Regions from separate parts of the Homo sapiens genome. Here region 2 is linked to region 1. A link is an interaction called in ENCODE POLR2A ChIA-PET data of the cell type or tissue named here. Cell type or tissue: Panc1. All regions are shown on one strand. Links, peaks and the distances in the headings refer to the core of each region. The heading gives the core; the rest is flanking DNA.

The links. ChIA-PET counts read pairs that join two places held together with the same protein. Peaks named below come from ENCODE experiments on the same cell type or tissue, not always from the same donor. Only the 100,000 strongest peaks of a DNase experiment are listed, where the experiment ranks them.
Region 2: POLR2A ChIA-PET joins it to region 1 with 12 read pairs; 3 of 35 experiments call an interaction of 5 or more read pairs at or near these places.

The regions. Positions count from the first base shown.
Region 1 is chr1:39,178,706-39,194,325 of GRCh38, reverse strand. It overlaps a transcript of MACF1 not described here. Among named protein-coding and RNA genes, the nearest start is that of MACF1, 18 kb to the left of the region's middle. RefSeq lists enhancers at 2,276-2,818, 9,717-10,230, 10,207-10,476, 10,231-10,745, 9,986-11,185. In Panc1, for the core only: a CTCF peak has its summit at 10,466 (motif pointing left); DNase peaks (open chromatin) are centred at 8,425 and 10,425; H3K4me3 peaks cover 491 bases; H3K27ac peaks cover 7,633 bases.
Region 2 is chr1:39,445,093-39,459,257 of GRCh38, reverse strand. MACF1 (microtubule actin crosslinking factor 1) reads right to left here. Exons shown (of 101, transcript NM_001394062.1): 81 at 11,671-11,826; 82 at 11,360-11,566; 83 at 11,106-11,225; 84 at 10,495-10,664; 85 at 8,047-8,206; 86 at 6,908-7,102; 87 at 6,446-6,574; 88 at 5,408-5,551; 89 at 4,161-4,349; 90 at 768-888; 91 at 9-172. Among named protein-coding and RNA genes, the nearest start is that of BMP8A, 39 kb to the left of the region's middle. In Panc1, for the core only: no CTCF peak of the experiment used is centred there; a DNase peak (open chromatin) is centred at 7,815.

The DNA of each region.
Region 1 (15,620 bases), core at 4,552-12,551:
AAAAGAAATTCCACTTCTGGAAATCCCTCCGGATATGGATTCTGCCCAGGATCTAACTCTAGATGGCCTTCCTATCAAGCTCAGCAACTGAAGGTCTTACCCTTAAGAAAGAAAAGGGAAAGTAACACTAAAGAGGAGGGGCAGAAAATAAAGTGAGAGATGCTCTGGTACAGCACTTAGAAAACTCACTCTTGGCCAGGTGTGGTGGCGCATGCCTGTAATCCCAGCACTTTGGGAGGACGAGGTGGTTGGATCACCTGAGGTCAGGAGTTCGAGACCAGCCTGACCAATATGGTGAAACCCCATCTCTATTAAAAATACAAAATTACCCAGGAGTGCCTGTAATCCCAGCTACTTGGGAGGCTGAGGCAAGAGAATTGCCTGAACCCAGGAAGTGGAGGTTGCAGTGAGCTGAGATCATGCCACTGCACCCCAGCCTGGGCAACAACAGCGAAACTGTCTCAAAAAAAGAAAAAAAGAAAAAAGAAAACTCACTCTTAAACCCAAGTGCCTGCCTCTCTCTCTCTCTCTCTCCCTCTCTCTCTTACCAGGGCTGTAAATATAATTTGTGAGCCAAACCTATATTCAAATTCTGATTTCACAATCTCTAGTTGTGTATCTATGAACCAATTACTTAATCTCTTTAATCCATAGTTATCTCATGTCAAAAAGGGATAATAAAATTACCTCTTCACAGTGTTACAGTGAGGATTAAGTGAGAAAATGCATAATATATTTGGCACACAGTAAGCATTAACTATTTAAAAAGCATTAAACATTGACTCATTAATGCCAACTCTTGTTATTATGATTACCACACAAGAGACCTCCTAGCAGGGCATCAAGTCATCCTCAGTGGCAAATGCAAGAAGGTAAGTGAAAGTAATGTGTGGTATTGAACAGCTCAATGACTAAGTCAAATTAGGCTTCGACAGCATTGCTTCAAAAAGGGAAAGGACAAGAATATCTAGTCAACCTCAACAGCCATATTACCATTTTAAGTAATCTCTCTCTCTGGCATTTTGACCCTTTTCCCCAATGAAATAATATCTATCTAGTAAGCTTTTTCCAGGAAACTCTGGTAGCCAACATCTTAAAGAAATGGAGAAAAAAATGATACGAAGAAAAGAAGCCCTGTCTATGGGGACTGTTCCAGAATCTTGCCCAGGATTGTTATTTTTGTCCAGAAATATTCTTTTTTTTTTTAATTTTTGAGATGGAATTTCACTCTTGTTGCCCAGACTGTAGTGCAATGGCACAATCTCGGTTCACTGCAACCTCTGCCTCCCGGGTTTAAGCAATTCTCCTGCCTCAGCCTCCCAAGTAGCTGGGATTACAGGCATGCGCCACCATGCCCGTCTAATTTTTTTGTATTTTTGGTAGAGACGGGGTTTCACCATGTTGGCCAGGCTGGTCTCGAACTCCTGACCTCAGGTGATATCCACCCGCCTCGGGTTACAGGCATGAGCCACTGCGCTTCGCCCATAAAGTTCTTAATACAAGTTCACGCCTTTTGTTTCTGCTCTAATATTTTAAAAAACATAGTACTGAATATACAAAGATGTCACAATAGACAAGGAATCCAGCTCATTTATCACTAGATTAGTGTTTCTCTTATTGAGAGCCTAACCCTCAGTGACCCCTACTGGACAAAGATAGATAGACACAGAAGACTAAGTTTTTAAACAACAAAGAAAACTGTGTTGCTTTTATTCTGATGAAATTCTCACACATGGAACTTTCATTATACAAGTTCAAGCTTGTGTCAAAATCTATATACACCTGTAACATAGAAGGCAACAATGCTATGTCCAGTCAGCTCATTCCTTTTATGGGAAACATTATCACCATAAAGTTGGTTGGCTTCACGGCTGCCTCAACAGGATCGTCAGTATTTATGGTTTTGTGATGAGTCCTTATAGAGAAAATAGCAGACAGAAAAGGAGCAGTCACTGGCACACAACTCCTACCCCTCAGTACCTTGCAATTTTTCCATTCCCCGAGGTGACTCACTCTTAACACAGCCCAGACTACTTGCCAGCAGTCAGGGCCACTATGTGTGCCTGGTGAGTAATGCTTTCCCCAGCGTGCATCCTCCCAGCTGCCTCTGACTGAACAAGTCATAAAAGGAAATCTGGGTAACCATTTTTAAGTTTTTTGTTTTTTTCTTTTTTTGAGACAGAGTCTTGCTGTGTCGCCCAGGCTGGAGTGCAGTGGTGAGATATCGGCTCACTGCAATCTCCACTTCCCAGGTTCAAGCAATTCTTGTGCCTCAGTCTCCTGAGTAGCTGGGATTACAGGCATACACCACCACACCCAGCTAATTTTTGTATGTTTAATAGAAACGGAGTTTCACCATGTTGGCCAGGCTGGTCTCGAACTCCTGGCCTCAAGTGATCCACCTGCTTCGGCCTCCCAAAGTGCTGGGAGCCACCGTGCCTGGCCCAGTTTTAAGAACACATGTCCCATCCTAAACACAAGGATAGCTCCTCTCAGCTCCCTGCAGGGACTCAGAGTTGTAATGAATTCCCTCTAATGGCAGCCAGGTGGCAATGCAGAAACAGGCAAAGGCAGAAAAGCCAATGAGTATGATTAAGCCCTTACTCTCTAAAATCTGGGGACCACAGCTTCTACTTTGGATAAAACAAAAAGTAATGGGCATGAAGCAGAGCCATCTGCTATCACACAGCATCACACCCTGTGGCACAGCCCTGATGAAAAGCCCAATCTCAGAAGAAGGAGGCAGCCTCTTAAGTATCTGTCCATCCATCCTTAGGTGTCCCAAGTAGTGGATGAGGAAAACGACAGCATCTGTTTTTTTGATTAGTGACTGGCACATTAATTGAAAAATGGACAACAGTTGTAGTTAAACTTTCTCCCAATAGATGTTCCTGGAGTATCTAATCCTTCAGACATGAATCTATGGAGTTAGTGCAAACATTTTGGAAACAGCTGCCAAGAGCTAGGTAAGTGAGAGAAGTGGAGGAAGGTCTTTGACACAGACAATTTACTTCAAAGCTATCTTAAGCAATAATAATTCCTGATAAATTGTCAAACAGGAAAACTTTAAGTAGGACCCAACTGGGCCTGTACTTTACTGCTAGGTTAAAAAAAAAAAAAAAAAAAGAAAGAAAGAATCACCCCAAATACATCATATCCAGTGAATTTTTAAAATTTTCTTAAAAATCAGAGCACCTTCAATACAGTTGCCTACATTTTTTCCCTACCTATAATCCTTGGGTCTCTGATGCTCATATATGCCTGGGAAGAAAACTATTATCCAGCTTAGTTTTTGTTGTTGTTGTTTTGGGGTTTTTTTGTTTGTTTGTTTTTGAGACACAGTCTCACTCTGTCACTCAGGCTGGAGTGCAGTGGTGCGATCTCAGCTCACTGCAAACTCCACCTCCCAGGTTCAAGCGATTCTCGTGCCTCAGCCTCCCAAGTAGCTGGGATTACAGGCACACCACCACGCCCGGCTAATTTTTGTATTTTTAGTAGAGACGGGGTTTCGCCATGTTGGCCAACCCAGTCTCAAACTCCTGGCCTCAAGTGATCCACCTGCCTCGGCCTCCCAAAGTGCTGGAATTACAGGCCACCGCACCACCTCCAGCTCAGTTTTTGACAAAATCCAGAATACTCAAGATCCTGATTTTTATCAAAAAGAGAGAGAAAGAGAAAAAGAGAGACAGCACAAGGCGGTGGCTCACGTCTGTAATCGCAGTACTTTGGGAGGCCGAGAGGGCAGATTTCTTGAGCCCAGGAGTTCGAGACCACCCTGGGCAACATGGCAAAACCCTGTTGTTATGAAAAAATACAATAAGTTAGCTGGGTGTGGGGATGCACATCTGTAGTCCCAGCTACTCACGCCACTACACTTCAACCTGGGTGACAAAGCAAGATTCCATCAAAAAAAAAAAAAAAAAACAAAAACAAACACACACACACACACACACACAAAAGAAGAGAAAGAAAGAAAGAAAAGACAAGAAAAGAGAAAGGAAGAGAGAGGAGAGGGGCGGGGAGGGGAGGAAAAAAGAAAGAAAGAAGAGAGAGAGGCAGCGAAGGAGGGAGAAAAGAAAAGAAATTACCTATGGCATACCTAATTACTAAAACCAAAAAGATATTGACAAAAATTTTCAACAAGAATGAAACAAAAAGCACTCTCTGGTTAACCTTTGATAAACCAGAATATCTAAATAAGCACATATCAGATTTTATCAATGCATTTAGACATTACAGAACTAGAGACGATTATAGGTCCAGTTCTGTTCTTGGCTTATTAAATGACTTCAGGATCGTTTAACTACACTGGATCTGTTTACTCATTCATAAAATGAGTTCACATTCTAGATCTCTAAATTCTTTTCCAGCTCTAAAATTCTGTGGTTCTGTGAAATATTTAGTTGCCTAGGTACTATGTTGATTGTTATCAATAACAAAAAAAATTACAAAGCCAGTCTTATGCTACTATCCTTTAAGAGCTTACAATCTAACTGGAGAAATATGTATACAGATAGTCTTAACATAAAGCAGTACAGGCTGTGTCAGGAGGGCAAGACTATAAGAACTCAGTGAATGGAACTTCAGAAATTCAGTCAATGAAATGGTCATTTCCTGTTGGGGAAGTCAAAAAAAAGGCTTCCATAGATAAGAAATATAACCTGGGACTAGAAGAATGTATAGGATTTCAACAGTCTGAAATAAGAAGAGTAAACACTCCAGGAGGAGAGATAGCATGAGGAAGAGAATGAAAAACAGAAAGTACAAGTGACACTAGAATGAACCACAGGGTTTGTGTATTTGGGTTGGGGTTGAGGAGGCTCAGAGAGAGGTAAGTAAATTGGGAAGATTAACTTCTGCCAACTTTGGGGTATCCATCACAAATTTAATAAGCACATTTAGCTCCCTTTCAGAAACCTCAGAAAAGTGACAGTAAGAGAATTAAAATGGCACAAACCCACAGAAAATAAGAATAAGAAATAGCAACAAAAGTTTGATACACTGGAGTGTGGATAAACAAATGGTCGAAAACTTAAATGTCAGCTTTCTTTCTCTCTGCTAAGTGCCTGCAGGAAATGGGCAACAATAAGAAACAAGGTAAATTGTACTGCAGAATCCCAGAAAGGCTCAGAAATTGGAAGCACCAGGAACCTCTGAAGACTTGGTAGGAGAAGGCATGCTGCAGAGTAAGGCTGAAAACAAGATTGGTTGGAAGTCTTCAGGCCCGTGTGAGGTCAGGAGCCAGGTGTCTCAGTGAAAACAGGGATATTAAATGAAATCTGACAATGGGCCGGGCATGATGGCTCACGCCTATAATCCTAACACTTTGGGAGGCCGAAGCAGGTGGATCACCTGAGCTCAAGAGTTCGAGACCAGCCTGGCCAACATGGTGAAACCCCGCCTCTACTAAAAATACAAAATTAGCTGGGTGTGGTGGCACGCACCTGTAATCCTAGTACTTTGGGAGGCAGAAACAGGTGGATCACCTGAGCTCAGGAGTTCGAGACCAGCCTGGCCAACATGGTGAAACCCCGCCTCTACTAAAAATACAAAATTAGCCAGGCATGGTGGCAAACACCTGTAATCCCAGCTACTTGGGAGGCTGTGGCAGGAGAATTGCTTGAACCTGGGAGGCAGAGGTTGCACTCCAGCCTGAGTGACAGGGTGAGACTCCGTCTCAATCAATCAATCAATCAATCAATAAACTTTGACAATGAACGATGAGGCCCTTCCAGACTGGCCAATTGCTCCACTTGGCCCAGAGCTCTAGCTACCAGAATTGGCCCCCAGATGGGAGACTGGCCAGTCTTTCCTGGGGAAACCAACCTCCTCTACCTGGTTATTCATTAGGAGTATACCAGTTAACGAGTCCCACCAATCAGCATTTTAGGGCCCAGCTCTTTCTTTTTTTATTTTTGGAGACAGGGTCTCACTCTGTTGCCCAAGCTGGAGTGTAGTGGCGCAGTCTCAGCTTACTACAGCTTCAACCTCCGGGGCTCAAGCAATCTGCCCACCTCAGCCTCCATGCGCCACCACATCCAGCTCATTTTTGTAATTTTTTGTACAGATGGGGTTGCCCAGGCTAGTCTTGAACTCCTGGGCTCAAGCAATCCACCTGCCTCGGCCTCCCAAAGTGCTGGGATTATAGGTGTGAGCCACTGTGCCTGGCCAGGGCCCAAGTCTTAAATGTGAAGATCACCAAGAAACATCAGACATTTTAAGAGAACTTCTAACATGAAAGACAGAGACCAAAATAAATAGAAGGAGCTCAGAAGAAACAGAGACAATGCTGGATGCAGAGGAAAAAAGAAAAGAAAGGGAAGGGAAGGGGAGGGGAGGGGAGGGGAGAGGAGGGGAGAGGAGGGGAGGGAAGGGAAGGGAAGGGAAGGGAAAGGGGAAAGAAGGAAGGAAGGAAGGAGAGAGGAGAGAGAGAGAGAGAGAGACAGAGAGAGAGAGAGACAGAGAGAGAGAGAGAGAAAGACAGCCTCTAATTAATATCCTTAGAGAGACTTAAAAGGCAGTATTAGCCAGACAATTGCTTGAAGCCAGGAGTTTGAGGCCAGCTTGGGCAACATAGCGAGATCTCATTTCTACAAAAAAATTTTAAATAATTTTTTAAAAAATCTGCTAGAAAGTGATTTGCAACCTAGAACTCTATACTCAAACTCTTAATCAAATGAAAAGTAGAATAAGACATTTTCAGATAAGCAAAGTCTCAAAAACATTTACCTCCCTTGTATCCTTTCTCAGGAAGCTAGGATATACCACAATGAAAAAATGGAGTACATCATGAAATACGACATCAGCTCTGGGAAACATGAAATCCAACAGGGAAGACAGGTGAGGGAATTTCCCCGTATGATAGTGAAGGGAAGTGCCAGGATGACAGCTTTACTAAAGGCTTTAAGAGCAACCCATCCAGAGTGAATAAGAGAAAGCTCCTGGGGGATGTCTCCAAATAGACTATTGAACTAAAAGATTATTTGATATGTTTCAACATACTGAGAGAGAAGTCTTAGAGTCCCATGAGAGAGTCTGAAGGTATGTACATAGATCAGTAAACAAGTGACAAAATATGGCAATTATTAATTCCAGGAAAAATTAAAAGTTGGTCCAAAAAGGAAATGTAATCATAGTATATTACATAGCTCACCTTTAAGCAATATTTATATAATCACAATAATCTGAACACTGAATATAACGGCAATAACGTGTGACTTTGGGAAGAAGGGGGAAGAGAAAGTGTGTACGTTAAGGGGGTAAGAATAAAAAAACTAAACCCTAATTTTCTGTAGTAGAATATCAACAGATAATGTTCAAAACCAAAAAAAAAAAAAAATCAAGAATCACTAGTAAAAGAGAAAGAAATATATTCTGGCTGTTTGTGTGTGCAGAAAAAAAAGAAACAGAAATGTGGCCCAGGTGTGGGGGCCCACACCTGCAATCCCAGCACTCTGGGAGGCCAAGGTAGGAGCATCATTTGAGGCCAGGAGTTTGAGACTAGCCTGGAGAACAAAACAAGACCCCCAACTCTACAAAAAGAAAAAAAAATTAGCCAGGCGCAGTGGTACACACCTATAGTCTAAGCTACTCAGGAAGCTGAGGTGGGAAGATCCCTTGAGCCCAGGAGTTCAAGGGTGCAGTGAGCCATGATCACACCACTGCACTCCAGCCTGGGTGGAAGAGTGAGACCCTGTCTCTTAAAAAAAAATAGTGGAAAATACAGATTATTTTTGTCATATGCCTTATAGTAATATTTTAACCTTTTAAAGTAAGAACATGTATAATTTTGATTTAATGTTATAGAAAGTTGGACTGGATTATGAAAGATCTTAAATGACAAGATGAGTTTGGATTTTATCCTATAGGTGAGCCCCTAAAAAAGTCATTTCTAGGCCGGGCGTGGTGGCGCGTGCCTGTAATCCCAGCTACTCGGGAGGCTGAGGCAGGAGAATCATTTGAACCAGGGAGTTGGTGGTTGCAGTGAGCCGAGCATGCCACGGCACTCCAGCCTGGTGACAGAGTGAGACTCTGTCTCAAATTAAAAAAAAAAAAAAGTCATTTCACCCCCCACCAAAACACACACACACACACACACACACACACACACAGAGAGAGAGAGAGAGAGAGAGAGAGAGAGAGAGAGAGAGAGAGATGTTCAGAATCCCAGCCCCCACATGGATTCCCTTAACATTCTGGAATCTGGTTAATTGGGTTTCAGATATTTCTCCCTTATCCACTCCTCTACCTCATGATTAAAGGCCTTTAGCTCATAACCAAAGGGAGAGAGGACCTGTATATATTATGTGGCAGGTACGAGTCTTGGGCTCAGACTCATCTGACAACGAGTCAGGTGGTGACTTCTGAAACAGCATCACCACAGATTACCCTCAGGGGGCTCCCAAATCAAATACACCCTAGGGAACTTTCTTCCCTGGGTCCTTCAGCACTTCAGGTTAAAAATCTCTTCTAATGATTTGTTATTTCATGAAGAGATACAGGGAGATGGCTGCTAGCAGGGAGGAGGAATATTGCTAACTAAGCCCCCGGAAAGTCCAGCACCCTTCTCTAAGAAGTAAGTTATCTGACTCATTTCCTTCTTATCCTACTCCAAAGATCTGTTTACATCCTACAGTGTACCTAGTAATATTGTCTAAAAACAAAACTCATGATCAGCCAGAAGAACGTAACAATTAAAGACTGTGTCAAGAAATAAATAAAGCTTTCCTTCCTCCCTTTCAAATTATAGTTGTTGTTTTTTAACTTTTCCTTCTTGCTTCTGATATATCTTGGGTTTATTTAAAAAAAAAATTTTTTTTTTTAAAGAAACTGGGCCTCTATGCTGTCCAGGCTGGAGTACAGTGACTACACAGGCACAATCATGGCACTATTCTATAGCCTTGAACTCCTGGGCTCAAGCAATCCTCCTGCCTTAGCCTCCCGAGTAGCTAGAACTACAGGTGTGAGCTACCATGCCCAGCTCTTCTGATATATCTTTTTCTTTTCTTTTTCCTTTTTTGTTTTTTTTTTTTTTGAGACGGAGTCTCGCTCTGTCGCCCAGGCTGGAGTGCAGTGGTGCCATGTCGGCTCACTGCAAGCTCCACCTCCCAGGTACATGCCATTCTCCTGCCTCAGCCTCCCGTGTAGCTGGGACTACAGGCACCCGCCACCACGCCCAGCTAATTTTTTTGTATTTTTAGTAGAGATGGGGTTTCACCGTGTTAGCCAGGATGGTCTCGATCTCCTGACCTCGTGATCCACCTGCCTCGGCCTCCCAAAGTGCTGGGATTACAGGCGTGTGCCACCACGCCCAGCACCAGCCCTGATACATCTTAAAGAGAGGTAGTATCTTCTACTTTTTTGGTGGTGTCCTATGCAGCCTAAAAGTCCCTTTTTCCAGGCCATCTTCAGATGAACGAGTTATAAGCACAAAGGCAGCAATTGATATTGCTAAGCCATCTCTCCTAAGACCTTCCTTGAGAGGCCTGAAACCTGAGGCAGAATATTATCAATGCTAGCCTCTCTTTTATCTTTGTGTAAATGGCTAATTTAGCCTCCAACCTCATAATCACACAGACTCTGGTAGGTGCATGATGATGACCAGGAGCACTCTTTCACAATCTTAATATAAATAACAGCCTGAATAACCTAACCAACTTTACTGCTTTGCGATATGAAAAGATACTAAGACTTATCCTGACTGAAACTCTCCATCCCGCCACCACACTCCGCCTCACCTTATCAGCTTCAACCATACAACACCATTGGAGGGCCCTCTACTCAAAGAAGAAAAACACCACCACCACAAGACTTAACTGGGCTTTGAGCAAAGATCTAGCTCTTGCCAAAATACTAGATGGAACTAGGGTACTTTTGGCAATAAGGTAAAAAATTCTGAGATCTGACCTTCTGATGTCAAGGCAAGTTCCCCTCTCTAAATATGTCAGAGGAAATGTCATGCCTTCAAACCAGCCAGTATGACCATGTGAGGCTCATTTCCAAGACACAGACCCTGCTAGCTATAGAACTGAGGCACACAGTGCAGGAACCCACACACGCCGCCCTGCATGAAAAAGAAGTCCATGACTAGCACAGGATGTTGTGAGCCATCTCACCCAGATACAAACACAGTATACCCAAGACATGCATAGACTCAACCATATGCTCTGAGGGCACATGAACAGCACTGCCCACACCAGGGCTCATGAAATAGGAACTAAAAAACAGGTGATGTTTCCTGTGATTTATGCTGGTCAATCATTCTGACTGCCCAGGCAGCCACACCATTTAATATCTTCCAGCAGCTCAATCAAGGTTCCTGTCTCCACCTGCTCCTGTGACATCATCCTGTCATTATATGTTCTTTGAAATTCCTTTGATGAAAAATGAGTCACTTCTTCCTGCCAACACAGGCCTGAGCCTCTTCCACACATGTCATTCTTTGGTAATCCTGTGGGGGCAGGGTGCCACCCAGAGGTTTCTGCAGCTACTCTCGCTATACCTCCCAAGAAAGAAGGCCTCAGAGCAAGATCAAACATAGCCTGGGGAAAAATGGGCAAATGATGAAAGAAGTGAGGATCTTGGTGGAGCTGGGTATGGGGCTGGGAAACTGCCTACTCCAGTGTGACACACAGTTTAAAGGATGAAGTAAGAACTAAGGTAGGGCACAGTCCCACTTAAAACTTGGAAATGCTTCAACTTCAGAGTGCTCACCTTAAAAGTTCGCTTCCTGATATAAAGTGCCATCATGTATTCTCCTGCAAAAAAATGATTGCAAACCTGTTTCTCACCTTGAAGATTTGGGGCAACAGTAACTTGCCTGCTCAAGACAGTGACAGTTCTGAAGCAAAATATTCAAGACAACTTCAAGATTCTCAGTGGCAGCAATAAGGGGCCCAATACAAACAGACAAATACTATTCATACCTACAAATCAGCCTAATATTTTTATAACAGCTTCACTGAGATTTGGTTAACATAAATTCACCCTTTTTAGGTAAACAATTCAATGGATATTTAAGTATCAGTATGTTCACAGAGTTGTTCAACCATCACCATTATCTAACTTTAGAACATTCCATCACCCCCTGAAGAAACCCTATATCAATTAGCAGTCACTTCCCATTCGCCCCTCCTCAACCCCTAGCAACCACTAATCTACTTATGGTCTCTATGGATTTGCCTATTATGTATAAATGGTATAAATGGAATCATACAAGCCTTTTGTGTCTGGCTTCTTTCACTTAGTCTAATGTTCTCAAGGTTGATCCATGTTAGCATCAATCAGTACTTCATTCCTTTTCACTGACAAATAATATTCTGTTGTATGGATATGCCACAGTGTGTTTATCCATTCATCAGTTGATAGATGTTTCAGCTGTTTCTGCTTTGGGGCTACTATGAATAATGCTGCTATGAACATTTATGTACGAGTTTTCTATGAATATATGTTTTCTATATTCTATGAATATAATATTTCTTTTGGATATATACTTTGGAATTGCTGGGTCATGTGGCAACTCTACTTTTTGAAGAACCACCAAACTGTTTTCTAAAGCAGGTGCACCATTTTATATTCCCACCAGCAATGTTGGGGGTGTTCCAATTTCTCCACATCCTCACTCTCTTTTTTATTAAAGCCATTCTAGTGGGTATGAAGTGGTATCTCATTGTGATCTTGATTAGCATTTCCATAATAACTAATGATGTTAAGCATCTAAGCATCTTTTCATGTGCTTATTAGCCATTTGTATATCTTCTTTGAAGAAATGGCTATATAAATCCTTTGCCCATTTTTTTATTGGGTTTTCTTTTTACTGTTGAGTTCAAAGAATTCTTTATATATTTTGGATATAAGTCCCTTATTAGATATATGATTTGCAAATATTTTCTCCCATTCTGTGAGGTGTCTTCATTTTCTAGGTAGTGTCCTTTGAAGCACAAAGGTTTTACATTTTGATCAAGTATAATTTCTCTATTTTTTTCTTTTTTGTGTATACTTTCAGTGTTAGCTACAAGAAACCACTACCTAATCCAAGGTCACAAAGATTTACCCCTAAGTTTTCTTCTAATAGTTTTGTAATTTTAGCTCTTATATGTAGGTCTATGTTCCACTTTGAGTTAAGTTTTATATGTTGTGTGAGGTCAGGGTTTAAATTCTTTTTTTTTTTTTTTTTAAGGTGGAGTCTTGCTCTGTTGCCCAGGCTGGAGTGCAATGGCGTCATCTCAGCTCACTGCAACCTCTGCCTCCCGGGTTCAAGCGATTCTCCTGCCTCAGCCTCCCGAGTAGCTGGGATTACAGGTGCCCGCCACCACATCCAGCTAATTTTTGTATTTTTAGTAGAAATGGGGTTTCACAATGTTGGCCAGGCTGGTCTCGAACTCCTGATCTCGTGATCCACCTACCTCTGCCTGCTAAAGTGCTGGGATTATGGGCGTGAGCCACAACGCCTGGCCAATTTCATTCTTTTGTATATGGATATCCAGTTGTCCCAGTATAATTTGTTGAAAAGACAATTCTTTCTACATTGAATTGTCTTGGCACCTTTATCACAAATCAATTTACCATAAATGTAAGGGTTTATTTTTAGACTCTCAATTCTATTCCATTGATCTATATGTCTATCCCTATGCCAGTACCATCCTGTCTTAATTACTGTAGCTTTGTAGTAAGTTTTCAAATCTGGAAGTGTGAGTCCTCCAATTTTGTTCTTTTTCAAGATTGTTTTGACTATTCTGGGTCCCTTGCATTTTCACATGAATTTCAGGAGCAGCTTGCCAATTTCTGGAAGAAGAGGAGGAGGAGGAAGAGGAAGACGAAGAATAAGAGGAAGAGGAGGAGGAGGAGAAGAAAGAAGAAGAAAAAACCCCACTGGGATTCTGACAGGGATTGCATTGAATCTATAGATCAGTTTGGGGAGTGCTGCCATCTTAACAATATTAAGTCTTCCAATGCATGAACGTATAAAGTAAAAGGCAATGTGAGCCACTCTTTACTAATACTCGGAAACTAAAATACTCAAATTTCCCTATGCTCTATCAAATATTTAGCACACTGGAGACCCCTGATTTGGAGGATCCCCCCAAAATAAGTAATATGCTAAAAAGATACTGATTACTGGCCCAGCGCAGTGGCTCACGCCTATAATCCCAGCACTTTGGAAGGCCAAGGCGGGTGTACCGCTTGAGGCCAGGAGTTCGAAGCCAGCCTGGACAACGTGGCAAAATCCCATCTCTACTAAAAATACAAAAATATTAGCTGGGCATGGTAGCACGCGCCTGTAGTCCCAGCTGCTCAGGAGGCTGTGGCACAAGAATCACTTGAACCCGGGAGGCAGAGGCTGCAGTGAACAGAGATGGGCTACTGTAGTCGAGCCTGGGCAACAGAGCCAGACCCTGTCTCAAAAAAAAAGATATTGATTAAAAAGTAACAGAGTGTCTTTTGTACTGCAAAGCAACAATTTTCAACAAGTTCCCAAAACAGCTGAACACCCTGAGACCTAAGAAAAAGAGACTTAGCCAACCATAGCCAGGGATGAGAGGAACAGCAAAGGCCCTGAGATCCGTCAGGCCCCACTGACCTTGGCTCATTCTACCTTAGTAAAAGGAAGAAGGATAGAATAATCATAATCCATTTCTCTATCACAAATGCGTCAAATATGTAAAAAAGTATCAAAAGAAGAAAGTACATCTTCTTTGTGTGTGTGCGTGTGAGGTGGAGTATCGCTCTGTTGCCCAGGCTGGAGTCTAGTGGCGCAATCTCGGCTCACTGAAACCTCTGCCTCCCAGATTCAAGCGATTCTCCTGTCTCAGCCTCCCCGGTAGCTGGAATTACAGGCATGAGCCACCACGCCCTGCTAATTTTTGTATTTTTAGTAGAGATGGGGTTTCACCATGTTGGCCAGGCTGGCCTTGAACTCCTGACCCCAAGTGATCCACCTGCCTCAGCCTCCCAAAGTGCTGGGATTACAGATACGAGCCACCATGCCTGGCCTATATCTCCTTTTATATCAATTGGCCACAACTCATCCCTAAGAAAAATAAATCTTTGCATTAGTACCAGAGTAGGGAACCAGAAATTTTATTAAAAATAGGCTTGTATCTTGCAATCTGGTTGAAAGAGGAAAAGCCATCATAATAAGTCTTCATCCTGCATTTATATAACAAATACTTTTTACTTAAATTTGTTTATTTAGAGCAGCTTTGAGGAGGGTGATGGAGATTATGGGGGTCTAAAAGCCCTCCAAGCTCCTTACTAGACTGTAATAAAAGCAAAGGAGAGCATAACTTCATTTTTTTAAAATTTCATTTTTGAAACAGAGTCTTGCTCTGTCACCCAAGCAGAAGTGCAGTGGTGTGATCTCAGCTCACTGTAACCTCCACCTCCCAGGTTCAAGTGATTCTCCTGCCTCAGCCTCGTGAGTAGCTGGGATTACAAGTGTGTGCCACCACACCTGGCTAATTTTTGTATTTTTAGTAGAGACGGGGTTTCACCATGTTGGCCAGGCTGGTCTCGAACTCCTGACCTCAAGTGATCCACCTGCCTCGGCCTCCCAAAGGGCTGGGATTACAGACATGAGCCACCGCGCCTGGCAGCATAACTTTAAACTATAATATATAAACTATACAATTAGCACTGGGAAAAACAGGCAAAAGGCTAACCGAGACAGTCTAAATTCTACCATCAACTCTGACCTCTTTGATCACACATAATTGAATGCCTACTGTGTGTGTGTCAGGCAATGCTCTTTACATATATAACTCTAATCCTCTCTAATTCCTATTCTTTCAGGTAGAAATTATCACCTCCATTTTACAGAACAGGAAACTAAGACTTACAGAGATTAAGTAATTTGTCCAAGATCACATAGCTAATAAGTAGCAGAGCTGGAATTCAAACCCAGGCCTCTTCAATTGCCTATCTAGTGCTTTTTCCACTAGTTCAATGGCATTCCAGTATCCTGACTCTCCCATGTATGGTTCATCCCAAAGACTTCCAGAAACAGAAGATGCAGAAGGGCAGCTAAGTCCCACCCCAACTCTGTTCTGAGTGGAGCAAGTTTTCCTAGAGCAACACGGGGTCTGGGGAAAGAAAGGAAGGGGTGGAATATGAGCAAAGACAAAGATGGACATCAGAAAATAAGTGTGTGGGGGAGTTCACCTTGCAGCTAAAAATGAAATTGAATAAGGGCAGGCAGCCCTGGCTAAGATAAGATGACTTCAGTCAAAACTGCAAACAAACCCTTTTCCTGATGACATCCATTTCTCCCCTGTAAACAGAAGTTAAAATATCACTTAATCACTGTTTAATCATTCTCCATAAGTTCACTGCAATTTAACTCCTTATGTTCTGACTGCCTCCAGCATGCTCCTAGACAATCCAGGAAAGGAACTAAAGAGACCATCAAGAGGCGGCTAAGGCTGACAATAAAGCAGAAAGAAACTTTCAATACGCATTAAGTCTCCAAAACCATTTTACCAGTTAGAAATTTTTTATATTATGATCACAAGCCACCTGATCTCTTGGCTTTCCAATCTGACACCTGATTCATGCCATAGCCATGCCTCATGAAGGAATTCCAGGAGTGAGACACCAGACCAGAATTTCACTCCTGAGGGTCA
Region 2 (14,165 bases), core at 1-8,000, 270 kb before region 1:
GGCATTACCTCCTCCAGCCGATCCAAGGCATCATTCAGTTTCCTTTGCCGCTCCAGTGCTAACAGCCACACCTGCTGCCAGCGGGCAGAAAGCTGGTTGATCCGTGGGTTTTTTGCTTCAGACTGTGAAAGGATTGGCATGGGAGGAGGGGTTGGCTGACTTAGGGATTTCCCTAAAAGGAAAAATAATCACAAGATTAGAACAGCTGGTTAGTATACAAAGAGAAATAGCTGTATGTATAAACCTAGAAGATCTTTATAATAATATCCAGTCAATAACTGAGAAAAGAAATACGGGACTTGGCAATATTTAGATACGGAGGTGTACTAATTCCAAAAGTACTGATCCTCCCAGCACATACTTACCTGCTGCCTACATATCTCCAAGCAATTCTGTCCTACCTTAGTGAGCTGATGACACGTTAACTCAACTAAAAAAGCAACATATTCTGTAGAAGCTGTTGTGTTGATTAAATTAGTACAAGCCAAATGTAAACAGCTAGGGCTGATAACCAAAACAATGGAAAGGCCACTGTTAAAAAATAAGCTTAACCACCTCGTAATTTCATACCAATCATACCAAAGAATATGGAGTACAGCTACTGTCTGTCAATGTAAGAAAAGTGAGTTTCAAAAATGAGAGATTTTGGTTCAAAACCAACACGGTTTTTGAAAATGGAATATAATTTTTTTTGATAGGCATTTGGAAAGTGCTCATCCTCAATTAGCAGGAATGAAGCATCCTAACACAGGGGGCTGGAAACATACTGCCTCCGCTGCGGGATTTCTCTATGAAAGGCGCGTGAGTAGGCTCTATGTTTTTCCTTTTGTATGTCTTGGTGACCCGGTCCACGTCAGGCTGTTTGCGAGTCATCTCCTCCATAAATGTCTGTTAAACACAAAAAATAGGAAAAAGAGTTAAATATTGTATTTTTACTCTTATGGGGGCAAAGGAAGAGCTAGGATGGGTACTTTACGGCCTGTGGTGGCAGGAAAGGCTGTGTGGAGGCTGGTGCCTGAGTTGAGTTACTGAGGGATGTAGTTTGGATATTTGTCCCCTCCAAATCTCATGTTGAAATGTGATTTCCAATGCTGGAGGTGGGGTCTAACGGGATGTGATTGAGTTATGGGGGCAAATTCCTCATGAATGGCCTTGGTGCCCTCCCCATGGTAATGAGTGAGTTCTTGCTGTTAGTTCACATGAGAACTGGCTGTTTAAAAGGAGCCTGCTATCTCCTCCTCTTTCTCTCTCTCCCTCTCTTGCCATGTAACACGCTGGCTCCCCTTTGCCTTCCACCATGATTCTAAGCTTCCTGAAGCCCTCACCAGAAGCAGATATTGGCACCATGCTTCCCGTACAGCCTGCAGAACCGTAAGCCAAAATAAACCTATTTTCTTTATAAATTACCCAGTCTCAGGAATTCCTTTATAGCAATGCAAACGGACTGACACACTGAGCAATGAAGAAACAGTCAACAAATGGTGGGAAGGCAGTCCTGGAAGAGGGTGCAACCCAAACAGAGACAGGGATGCCTGACAGTGCTGTGACCAGGACCCCTCCACTCACTGGCTGGGCAGAGGATGCAATCAGAGGAATGGCAAGAGGCAGGGTTGGAGAGGCAGGCAGGAGACAGATCACGAAAGGCTTCTGTGTCAGGCTAAGGGTTGGCCATTTATTCTGAGAGCAACAGGGGGCAGCTGAAGGATTTCGATCCAGGTAAGAGACATGATCAGACCCATGCTTTACAGCTATCACTCTGGCTTCAGTGTAAAACATGGAGTGATGTGGGGGTGGGGGTAAGTGTGGGATGGGGAGTGGCTAGCAGTGAGAAGACAGGTTAAGAAACCATTGCAGCAACTGAGGCAAAACATGGTGAGGGCCAGAGCCAGGGCAGGAAAGATGGAACCAAGAGGTATTTTGAAAGTGGGACTGACAAGCCCTGGTGAGTGGCTAGATGTGAGGAAAAGGAGGAACTCCAGACATCACAGGCCTCTGAATGAGGAAAGGGGGGGCAGATCTGGAATGGACAAATGACGTCAGGCAAGGGGGCAAAGATAAAGTGGAAATTTTAGAACTGCTTCTAGTTTACTGTATGTCTGGACTTTAGGAGATGATAGTGCTGAAGATGAAAAAGATGCAGAAGCTTTATAGGTAATAGCTAAAGCTGTTAGACCAGATAAATCTTAGCAGAGTGAGGAGAGCATCAAGAATGAGACGTCAGGGAACAACACTGATGAATAGGCAGGGAAGAGGAACCAGCTAAAAAGGCTAAAAAGGAACGGTCAGAGAGATCAGAGGAAAACACAAAGATTAAAGGACACAGAAGTCAAAAGGGAAGTTTTGGGAAGGGATGAAGAGCCAGCTAGGTTACATGTCAAACAAAATAAAGACTGAAAAAACTCTGTTGGATTTAGCCAGTAGAATGTGACCAGAACAGTGTCAGCCAGACCACAGGGACTTGGGGAGTGATGGGAAAAAAGGAGATGAGACAGGGAACAAGAAGCGTAGCTGAAAAAGGAGGGGAACTCTGGGTTGGAAGGACATGTCTGGAAGCTTTAGAGAAAAGAATAAACAGGGAGAGACTGAAGACATAGAGGAGAGAGAGGAAAACAGAAAGGAGAAGAACTGAATAGGAAGAAGATAATCTCTCAGAGAGGAGGTACATCCCACAGGAAGGACAGGTGCTCCTCGACTTACGATGAAGTTACATCCTGGCAAACCCATCGTTAAGCTGAAAATATAACACACCTAAACTATGGAACATCGTAGCTTAGCCTGGCCTACCTTAAACATGCTCAAAACACGTTAGCCTACAGTTAGGCAAAATCATCTAACTCAAAGCCTATTTTATAATAAAGTGTTGACTATCTCATGTAATCAAAGTGAAAGAATGGTTGGATGGGCACTCAAAGTGCTTTTTTTTTGAAATGGAGTCTTGCTCTGTCGCCCAGGCTGGAGTGCAATGGTGCGATCACAGCTCACTGCAACCTCTGCCTCCCTGGTTCAAGTGATTCTCTTGCCTCAGCCGCCTGAGTAGCTGGGATTACAGGCAACCACAACCACACCCGACTAATTTTTATATTTTTAGTAGAGATAGGGTTTCACCATGTTGGCTAGGCTGGTCTCAAACTCTTCACCTCAAGTGATCTGCCCCCCTTGGCCTCCCAAAGTGCTGGGATTACAGGGGTGAGCCACCACGCCTGGCCTCTAATTGTATAGTTTCTACTGAATATGTATAACCTTTGAACCATGATAAAGTTGAGAGACTGTAAGTCAGGGACTATCTGTATAGTGAGTTCTCACTTGCTGGGGTAATTGTTTATATAAACTAAAAAGACCATATAGTCTACAGTATAACTAATCAACATTCACGCTTGAATTCAGTATAAATGATTATGGTTAAAAATAGTATTTGCCTCTTAAGGATATATTATGAAGATGGCCCACCTGAGCTTTCCTCCATTCAGTTTAGTCTAATGTGCACCTTCACTGACCACTGGGTTCATGCGAGAGAGCTTTCTGAACCAGGTATAATGGGGACCAGTGGGACCCTGGCTCAAATGATGGTCAATAAAAACAGGCTGTGGCAGGCAGACTTCTAAAAAGGCCCCCAGGATTCCCACTCCTGTATGCACACTCTATGTAATCCCCCTCCCTTGAGTGTGGGCAAATGATGGAATATTCACTCCCTTAATTACATTTCATTCTTCATTACATTTCAAGACTCCATAGAGCACTTTGGACAGTTTCTCCGGCTGGCTGTGTGGCTAAGACCTGAGGGGGCCTCTAGAAGGCAAGAGCAACTCCTAGCTGAGAGCCAGCAAGAAAGTAGAGACCTCAGTCTTACATCCACCAGGATCTGGATTCTGCCAACATCCTGAGTGAGCCTAAAAGAGGACCCTGAACTCCAGATGAGACTGCAGTACTGGCTGACACCTTGATTTCTGCCTGGGGAGACTCCAGGAAGAGGACTTAGTCAACTCATGCCCAGGTATATGAAGCACAGAAACTATGAGGTAAGTAAGTATGTGTTGTTTTACAGTGCTAAGTCTGTGGTAATGTGTTAAGCAGCCATTTAAAAACATATACACAGGGCAACAGAGATGGTCTCCATGCCCAACACGGAAAACACCAGTGATCACACAGTGAGGTTAAGATACCTGATGCTCAGCGATAAGGGCTTTAACTCGGTCAATGTTCTGCGGGATTGGCTCCTGATCCCGCTGAATGAGGGTGGTCTCAGCCCACTGGATCCATGCCAGAAGTTCTTCCAGGAGCTCAGCATTAGCCACCAGTTCTGACAAGGCCGTTTCAAGACGCTGCTGGTGCTGCTTAGCCCATGTCAGGACCTGTGGAAAAAGAAGGAAACCATGGCCTCTTTCAGTCAAGCATACCCCCTTTGTTTCCAAAGCCCTTTTTCATCTGATTTTCATAATGGCTTTTTATTTTATTTTTTTGGAGACAGACTCTCGCTCTGTCACCCACACTGGAGTGTAGTGGCACAATCTTGGCTCACTGCAACCTCTGCCTCCCGGGTTCAAGTGACTCTCCTGCCTCAGCCTCCCAAGTAACTGGGATTACAGACTTGTGCCACCATACCCAGCTAATTTTTTGTATTTTAGTAGAGATGGGTTTCACCATGTTGCCCAGGCTTGTCTTGAACTCCTGAGTCAGGTAATCTGACCGCCTCAAGCCTCCCAAAGTTCTAGGATTATAGGCGTGATCCACTGCTCCCGGCCAACACAATGACTTTTTAGAGGAGAGACCACCCAAACAGTCAAGAGGCTTCACTATTACCCCAGTGACAACTGGGATAAGAGCTGGAATAAAATATCAGCCCTCCTGAAAGAAAATCTAGTATAGTTGTTCCTTGGTATCCATGGGGGACTGGTCCCAGTACCACCTGTGGATACTAAAATCCATGCATACTCAAGGCCTATAATTGGTTTTGTGCAACCTGCAAAAGTCTGCCCTCTGCACACATGGGCTTCGCTTCCCGTGAATACTGTATTTTCTATCCATGTTTGGCTGTGAATGTGGACCCCACCAACATGGAGGGCTGACTGTATTTACTGAACAATAACCGCATATAAGTGGACCTGTGCAGTTGAAATACACATTGTTCAAGGGTCAGCTGTACATCCTGTTAACACAGGATTTCCCAGGAAGGAGCAGACACTACACAACATGTCCACTGGAAGTCACATTAACATAGCACTATGCCAACACTACTCCTCCAGGTTGCCACACATTACCAAGAAAACAGTCTTTACTAAAATGTTAACTTAATTTTTGCTGAGTTATTCACAGTGAGTGAAAGATTCCTTACCTGGGGGAAAAATACTATACTATACTATAGTGATAGTTTACTGGGCGTGTGCAGTCCTCCTCTGAACCAGGGACTCACCTCCTCGAAGCGAGCTCGGATGATGGTGATCCAGTGTTTGATGGTTGTGATGCAATCGGGGTGGCAGACAGCCAGGATGACTTCTCCCATGGCTACTGCTGAGTTAACGTCCACTCGCTTTTCTTCTACTTTCTTCATGAATTCCTAAACAAAAAAGATTTGAAAACAAAAACGTAAAAAGTCTACATTAGCAGCACTGTTAGTTTACACTGAGGGGGGATAAATTTCAATGTTTTCTTTTTCCTCCATGTGTTAACGCAGACCTCTAAAAGCCTGTATAGTTATTTATGGCATTTTCATTCTAAAAGATGTGGGAAGGTGAGGGGTTTACACAAGAATGACTTTCTCTGGTGGAGATGACAACAAAGAATAGGACACACAGAGGTATGCCCCCCTTTTCCCATTCGAGTTAGTTTCTCTCTTTTTTAGTCCCATTTTTCATTTACTCTCATTTATATCCTATTTCATTTCATGTTGGTAAACATATTTGTATTGGAAAAATATAATTATAGTTGTAAAAACCATGATTTTAAAAAATACCCATAACAGAATATAATAACAAATCCATGATTAAAATCTCTGAGTGGATAACATAAAAATTTAAAAAGGGAAACATTTCCCACCTCATTAGGACAGACTGAGACCCCAGACACTGCACCATACTCTACAGCTTAGTAAGTGGTGCTGGGGGATCAGATCAGGGCCTAAAGCTGGTAACATAAGGCAAACAAAGGCGTATGCAGGTGAGGAGTAAAGAAGATGAAATAGTCAACATTTTTCTTAATACCATGTTTAAAAAACTTGTTACAACCAACATATATTACTTTTATAAGAATGAATGTTACTGTTTAAGGTGTCAAAAAACCCATCAGTCGCTTCCCTTTCATTCCTGCTAAACCAATGAGCTAGGGCCACTCTGGTTTTGTTCCTTTTCATGTGAGCTCTGATATTTCCAAGAAAAAGTTGCTTTCATTTAGTGGTAGGCAGCCCTCAAGGTGGTAGGTAGCATGAGGTCACCAAACCCCAAGGCTGGATTACCTTATGGGTGTCAATGAGAGACTGCAGGGCCTCTGTGTCATCAGGAAGTGCTCCCCGAAAGCGAAGCGTTTGCTCTGCTTCAGAAAGCCACTCCAACAGCATGTGGACTGTGTCTCGAAACACTTCCGCCTGAAATAACCAAGCACAAAAGATTCAACCTCTCTCTGCAGCCAAGGACCTAGATACTGGGACATGCTAGGGAAAGGGTCCAGTGTTCATTCAGACATTTCATGGCCTCATCAAAACTCCACAAAGGTTATCTTTCATTTGTAGATCTTTGAAAATCAACTGAATTCATTATTTCTCAAAATGAATATTAAAATTTTATAGAACATTCAGAATATCAATTTTCAACTCTGTTATACTTATTTCAAGACTGACTGGAACAGATTCTAGTAAAAGAAAAACCAAATAAACCCACTCAGATCTATCCCTTGGGTTGGGACAGCAAATATCCCTTACTTGTTTTAAGGCCTGCTCAAGCCGGCTTTGTTTGGAAACAGAGAGTTTACAGACAGTGTCCCAGCGAGTGCTCAGTTCCTGGAGCTGTCCTTTTACCCAAGTGGTGTCATCTCGACTATTCTCAATCAGCTCTCGGCCTGACCGCTTCAGGACCTGAACGGTTCCTGTTCGCTTTCCCAGTTCCTTCTGGAAAACCTAGAAAAGAAAATAGGAGAATTTGTTTGTTCAAGGAATGTTTTGAGTCCAAGAAACCACTGGGAAATAATAATTTTCTTGGTAGGTTCTAATCATGTGTCTTTTATGCATAGAGGGAGGCAGAGCAATGCATAAGAAAAAACAACCAGGCCGGGCGCAGTGGCTCATGCCTGTAATCCCAGCATTTTGGGAAGCCGAGATGAGAGGACTGCTTGAGCCCAGGAGTTCAAGACCAGTCTGGGCAACATGGCGAGACCCAATCTCAAGGGGAAAAAAAGAAAAAAGAAAGAAAAAAACAACCAGAAAATGTGGCTGTAAATGCTAGCTCAGGCATTTAGGAGATACATAATTTTGAAAAGTTGCTTAAGGCCCAGTTTCTTCATCTGTAAAATGGTAACCATTATACTAACGTTTCCAGAATTATGGGAAATAAAAACATCTGCTGTGCACATAATAAGAATCTGTTGTAATTTCAAGGTAAAGTTAAATGCTTGTGCTGAAACAGGAGGATATTACATAATTCAACATGACAGATAGAGATTATGTTAAATATTGGCGTGCCTGGTGTTAGGATTGTTAGGTTCAGAAGTGGTTTAAAAAAAAAATCACTCATTTCCATTTTAGGAGTCAGTGGAAATGGCTATCTTATGGGTTTCCGTTGGAATTTAGATCCATTTTGTGACTCAACTGAGAGAAACAAACAGGAAGAGGCGCAACCTTGAAGTGAAGTTTACACATTGCCAAATCTGAATCAAACCAATTTTGGTAAATTCGTTGTGACTAATGCAGAATCTCAGCAACAGTTTGTTTAAACACACAAAGCAACTGTCAGGCTCTCTTTCTCCCCTAGAAAGAAGGGCAGAGGCAGTCATATGTAGAAGACCCTAGGCAGTCATATACAGAAGACCCACTGCACTCCAATGTAGCCCAGACCTCACCCCTACCTTGTGTGCATCCATGAGGTTCATGACGAGGTCAAGGTCCCCGTGCACGGGCTGGTCCTCAGCCAGCTGTGGCTCCACCTTGTATAACCAGTCAACCAATGCCTGCAAAGCATCCATGAACTGACCCGAAAAGAGCAGGGCTTCCTCCAACTTGTGCTGCCTGAGAAATGCACACAAACGCTACCATTTTTAGGGATTCCTTTTACAAATGGCCCACAATTCTGCCTCGCTGAAAGGGAATATTGCTTGAACCCTATATAGAGAGTGACTTCTATGTTAGAACAGTTAGAAATACAGTAAAGGCCGGGCGCGGTGGCTCACACCTGTAATCCCAGCACTTTGGGAGGCCGAGGTGGGCAGATCACGAGGTCAGGAGATCGAGACCATCCTGGCTAACACGGTGAAACCCTGTCTCTACTAAAAATACAAAAAATTAGCCGGGCATGGTGGTGGGTGCCTGTAGTTCCAGCTACTCGGGAAGCTGAGGCAGGAGAATGGCGCGAACCCGGGAGGCAGAGCTTGCAGTGAGCCGAGATTGCACCACTGCACTCCAGCCTGGGAGACAGAGCGAGATTCCATCTCAAAAAAAAAAAAAAAAAAAGAAATAGAGTAAAAAGTGACTGAGAGATGGTGAGACATTTTAAATCAAACCACCCTCTAGAATGGATTAAGGGTAGCACAGGGGACAGGTAGAGATACCCTTTAGGCATCTTATAGCCCAGTGACACACAGGCACACCCTAACAACCCAAGGTCTGTGTTAATCACCTCATATACCACTCTAAGTAAAAGATGATAGTTTTGGTAGTGATCTGGAATCAGTTCAACTCCTAGCTCTGTATCAGTTGTGTGACCCTAGGCTGTTTCTTCATCTCCTTGAACCTCAGTCACCTCATAAAAAAAAAAAATTGGAGTACAGGCCAAGTGTGTTGGCTCACACTTGCAATCCCAGCACTCTGGGAGGCCAAGGTGGGAGGATCACTTGAGGTCAGGAGTTACAGAACAGCCTGGACAATAGCAAGACCTTGTCTCTACTCAAATAAAAAACAATGGCTGGGCGTGGTGGCTGACACCTGTAATCCCAGCACTTTGGGACGCCGAGGCAGGTGGATCATGAGGTCAGGAGTTCCAGACCAGCCTGGCCAATATGGTGAAACCCCGTCTCTAATAAAAATATTAAAAAAAATTAGCTGGGCATGGTGGTGTGCACCTGTAGTCCCAGCTACTTGGGAGGCTGAGGAAGAAGAATTGCTTGAACCGGGGAGATGGAGGTTGCAGTGACCCGAGACAGTGCCACTGCACTCCAGCCTGGATGACAGAGGGAGATTCCATCTCAAAAACAAAAACAAAAAACATTAACCAGGTATGGTGGCACATGCCTATAGTCTGAGCTACTCAAGAGGCTGAGGTGGGAGGATCCCTTGAGCCCAGGAGTTGGAGGCTGCAGTAAGTTCTGCACTCCAGCCTGGGCCAGAGAGCTAGACCCTGTCTCAACATGACAAAAAAAAAAAAAAATGCCAGGCGCGGTGGCTCACGCCTGTAATCCCAGCACTTTGGGAGGCTGAGGCGGGTGGATCACGAGGTCAGAAAATTGAGACCATCCTGGCTAACACAGTGAAATCCCTTCTCTACTAAAAATACAAAAAACTAGCCAGGCGTGGTGGCGGGTGCCTGTAGTCCCAGCTACTCGGGAGGCTGAGGCAGGAGAATGGCGTGAACCTGGGAGGCGGAGCTTGCAGTGAGCCGAGATCGCGCCACTGCACTCCAGCCTGGGTGACAGAGTGAGACTCTGTCTCAAACAAACAAACAAAAAAAAGTACAAATAGGGTAGCAATATTGTAATATTTAGCATGGCATAGTGGGTACAAATAGATAAAAGTACAACTTTTAGAACCAAACTGCCATGGTTTAAACCTCAGCTCTGCCAACAGGGTAGCTGAGTGACCTTAGGGGAGTTAAGAACCTCTTTATGGTCATTTTCTCATCTGTACAATGGAATAAAAATGGTACCCACCTCAGTGGTTATGAGGATTAAATGATTATCAGCTACTGTTTGGTACATATTCAGTAGTAATTGCCCAGCAAAGGTCAGGTATCATTATGGTTAAATGAGGTAATGCATGTAGAGGCTTTGGAGTGTCCAAGAGCAGTCAATAAGACAGTTGTTGGTATTACAAATTGATGATTTACAAATACTTTTGAGTTACTGATCTATTATTGTTGGTTTGATTTTATAGGCCTCTCTCTAATACAATAAGGTTCAAGTTTAAAATGAGAATTTTTACACATTTTATTTAAATTATAACAGTCTTTGAACTAACTGGTGGTGTTAAGATGGTACAAAACCTCTTACTGATGCATTAGCTTTATCACCATTTTATAGAATCTGGTAAGAACCTCTTGCTTTTGGGATCCCGGTTAGACCCCTGAAGGGGACATTCATGCTCACCGCTCCACAGACTTGCCACAAACAGTATCCCATTTGTCTCTGACTTCTCCTAGGAAATTGTCAAGTTTCTGACTATCTTCGGGAAGCAAAGTCTTTTCTTTCAGTGCTCTGCCAGTTCTAATTGTGGTATCATACACAGGCTGCTTGCCACCAAGAGTCTTCTGAAACTCCTATGTTTCCAGAAAGAAAAGAAAAAAGTGTTAAAAGTCAGACGACATCTTGATTTGGAACAAAAGAATTTGAGTTTTCAGGCTAGAAACCAAATAAAGTATGAATATCACCACTTTTTTTGAACTAAAATTAACCATAGCTTATCCTTAAGAAATTTATAATTTTTTGTTTATACCATATATAGAAGTGCCTGACAATTTGTGAAAGCCTACAGTTTTAACTAGTTACTCCCATAACTACTTTCCTTAAACTGTTATTTAAATGAGCAAATATCATGATTAGACCATCTAGATATAAAATGGAACCCTGGCTTCATCATTTTGACTTTTAAACATTAACCAATTGGTTTTCTTTTTACTAGCTCTGATTTTTATTTTTGGCAAGATACAAGCTTTAGCGAATACTATGGCTTGGGACCTAAGAGCAATTAACTGCTTTACCTTATGCTTAGAAAGCTGAAGTTTAATTTTGTCTGGGTCATTGGATATCTCTAGTTCTGAGTCCAGGTGACTCTCTGCATCTTCTAGCCAGTCAATCAGTTTTTTCCAAGCTTCATGGAACTAAAATTACATAAGAAATAAGTTAACAGGAATGAATATACACACTATACAGCACGTTTGAGAATCATCCCAGAGACTCAATACATGCAGCCCAAGACTCTTCAGTGAATTAGTATCTTTCTTCCCCAACTTACTTGTTTTGCCCGCTTCCTGGCATCATCTAGTGATCGCCCTCTTTCAATAGATCGCTGGACAACCTTCTCCCATCGAGACTGCACGCTCACCAACAAATTCTTGATCAGAACAACATCCTGCTTTTGGCTAAGGAACTTTAATTGATTCCCAGTTTGATCCAGCTCAATGATCTGGTCTCGATGAGCATTTACTTCATTAGCAAAAACCTGAGGGAACAATAGTGCTCTTTTTTAGCTTAAGATAAGATAAAGGGGCATTTCTTTCAATTAGTGCTTTCAAAAAGAATGCAGCATCATAATATCATACTTACCTTGTGCTCTTCTATCTGGGAAAGGACAGTATTTAGAATCAGGCTTGGTGGAGAAGCGATGTTTAAACTCTGCTCTGCTAGAGTGAGCCAGTTGATAAATTCTTGTAGGGAATTCTGGAATTCTGTTGCCAAGTTGAGGGCCTCTTCCAGCTTTGACTGAATTTCAAGTAAAACACACACACACAGAAAGAAAAAGCGCCAATTTCAGGAATTATAGGCTCAGCGACAAAGGCATGAATTGTACAACAAATGAAATGACCTCTAAAAAGGAAGCCTCATTTAATCAACGTCCAAACATGCTTTATTTGTAAAGAAGGGGACATTTTAATGTTAGTGTCTGAAACAAATGGGCAAGAACTGTGTACATGGAAAAGGAAATAGAGCACAATAAGCAGCTAAGTTCCTTTCTCTGCTACTCTCCACTTCCTTGAACGGGAATAAGACTATTCAATAACTGTAAGTGAACAGACCCTTTAGTGGTGACAGCTGCAGGATCTACAACCTGCTTTGGGTAATGTTTCAGTTTCCTTTAATGTACTTTTTGTGGTATAAAAACAGCTAAATGAAAAGCAATTTACTATGAAGATGATGTTCAATGTAGTACTCTTTGTTTAAATACATGTTTTCAGAAAATATGGCATATGAAAATATGAGTCTAAAAATTATGCTTATGCTATAAGAAGAAGAGGTAACGAAAGAAGCCAAGACATTCTAGGCAAAAATCTGACAACACTAGATGTAGATTTTCAGACACTTTCATTTACCTAAGAATGGCAACAACAAGAGCTCATTCAGGGAAAAGGCTACTCCTCACAAGTACGCTTCAATCCCACAGAGTTCATAAGCTCCATCCTCAGAGACCTACACTAACCTTTTGGTAATGACTTCTGCCTCTGGCCCCCCTACTAGGCAGGCAAAGTAAAAATGACAGGCTGACAAAAATGAGTATTTCCAAAATATTCACAGAAAAAACTCCAAGATGTACACCAAAAACGTTAACTGTTGTTAATTCTACCTGACTGGGTTGTAATTTCTATTTTCCTCTTTGCGCTTTCAGGTTATTTTTGTAACCACCCCCCACCAAAAAAAAAAAAATTACAATAAATGTTATAAAAATGTACAAACCCAATCTAAACAAATCAGGTGGAAAAATGAAATCCACTTCAAATATATATAGAAATGTTTAGAAATTAATATATTACAAGTTCCTAGATGATAGGAATTCTTTCCACATCATTCTATCCACATATTCTTTATATATTTTTTATATCTACTTTATAGATATAAAAGATATACTTTTATATCTAATTTATATCTTTATATTCTTTATATCTACATATTCTTTATATTTTCTTACTACAGCACCACACACATTTAATAAATGATTTTACTGATCCTGAAGGTAATGTTTCTGCAAAATAATAAACTATCCTTGACACTCAGCTTTTGCCTGACCATTTCTGATAATGGGCAACTATGTCTTAAGGTATTTTGCTCAACTATTAAGAAAACTCTCTGAAAATTTCTTGGTTATGAGCTGGAATCTGTCTCAGTTTATTTAATCTTAGCTTTGCCTTCTGCAGGATCTATGGATGACAGCCTGTCCAAGGATTGTTTTCTCTTTTTTTTGGAGATAGGTTATTGATGTCACCCAGGCTAGAATGCAGGGGCACCATCACTGCTCACTGCAGCCTCAACCCTCCAGGCTCAAGTGAGCCTCCTACTTCAGCCTCCCAAGTAGCTAGGACTACAGGCGTGTGCCACTACACCTGGCTAATTTTTAGGTATTTTTGTAGAGATGGGGTCTTGCTATATTGCCCAGGCTGGTCTCAAACTCCTGGTGTTAAGCAATCCTCCTGCATCAGCCTCCCAAGTGCTGGAATTACAGGCGTGAGCCACCAGGTCTGACTCTGTCCAAGAATTAGCATACACTTAGGTCCTTTAGCCATTCTTAATATAATCAAATTACCCAATCCCATGCTAGAAGGTTTTTAGGAAATTAATGCTTCTCTCAAGATGTTCATGTGTTTTATGCCCTTCTGTTCATTAATTTCCCAAAGATAGGGTCGTCTTTAGTGTTTCCACCATAAATCAGGCACAGGACTTGGCACACACTTGCTCAATAACTATTCATTGAGTGAATGTGGTCAACAGGTTTGTGTATGTATATATTTCATACTTGATCTGAGCAGCAAAAAATACAGTGAAACTCTGTACTCATAAAAAATAATCTTTTTGGGCAAACACCTTGATCCCTAGTCATCTTTCATTATTTTGTAGAGAAGAGAATTTGATTTTTGAGGATGAGTGGGAAGAGGTCATATAATTTACTTCTCTCCTGATTTCTAGTAAATTTCCTTGCACACTACATTTACGTTAGGAACCAAATTCCTTGTGGAGAATTATTCGTCAGTCCCTATATGCCCTGTCCCCAATCTCTCAACCCCAAGATACCAACTCCAGCAAAACCTTGTTTTTAAGTAGAACACAAATTG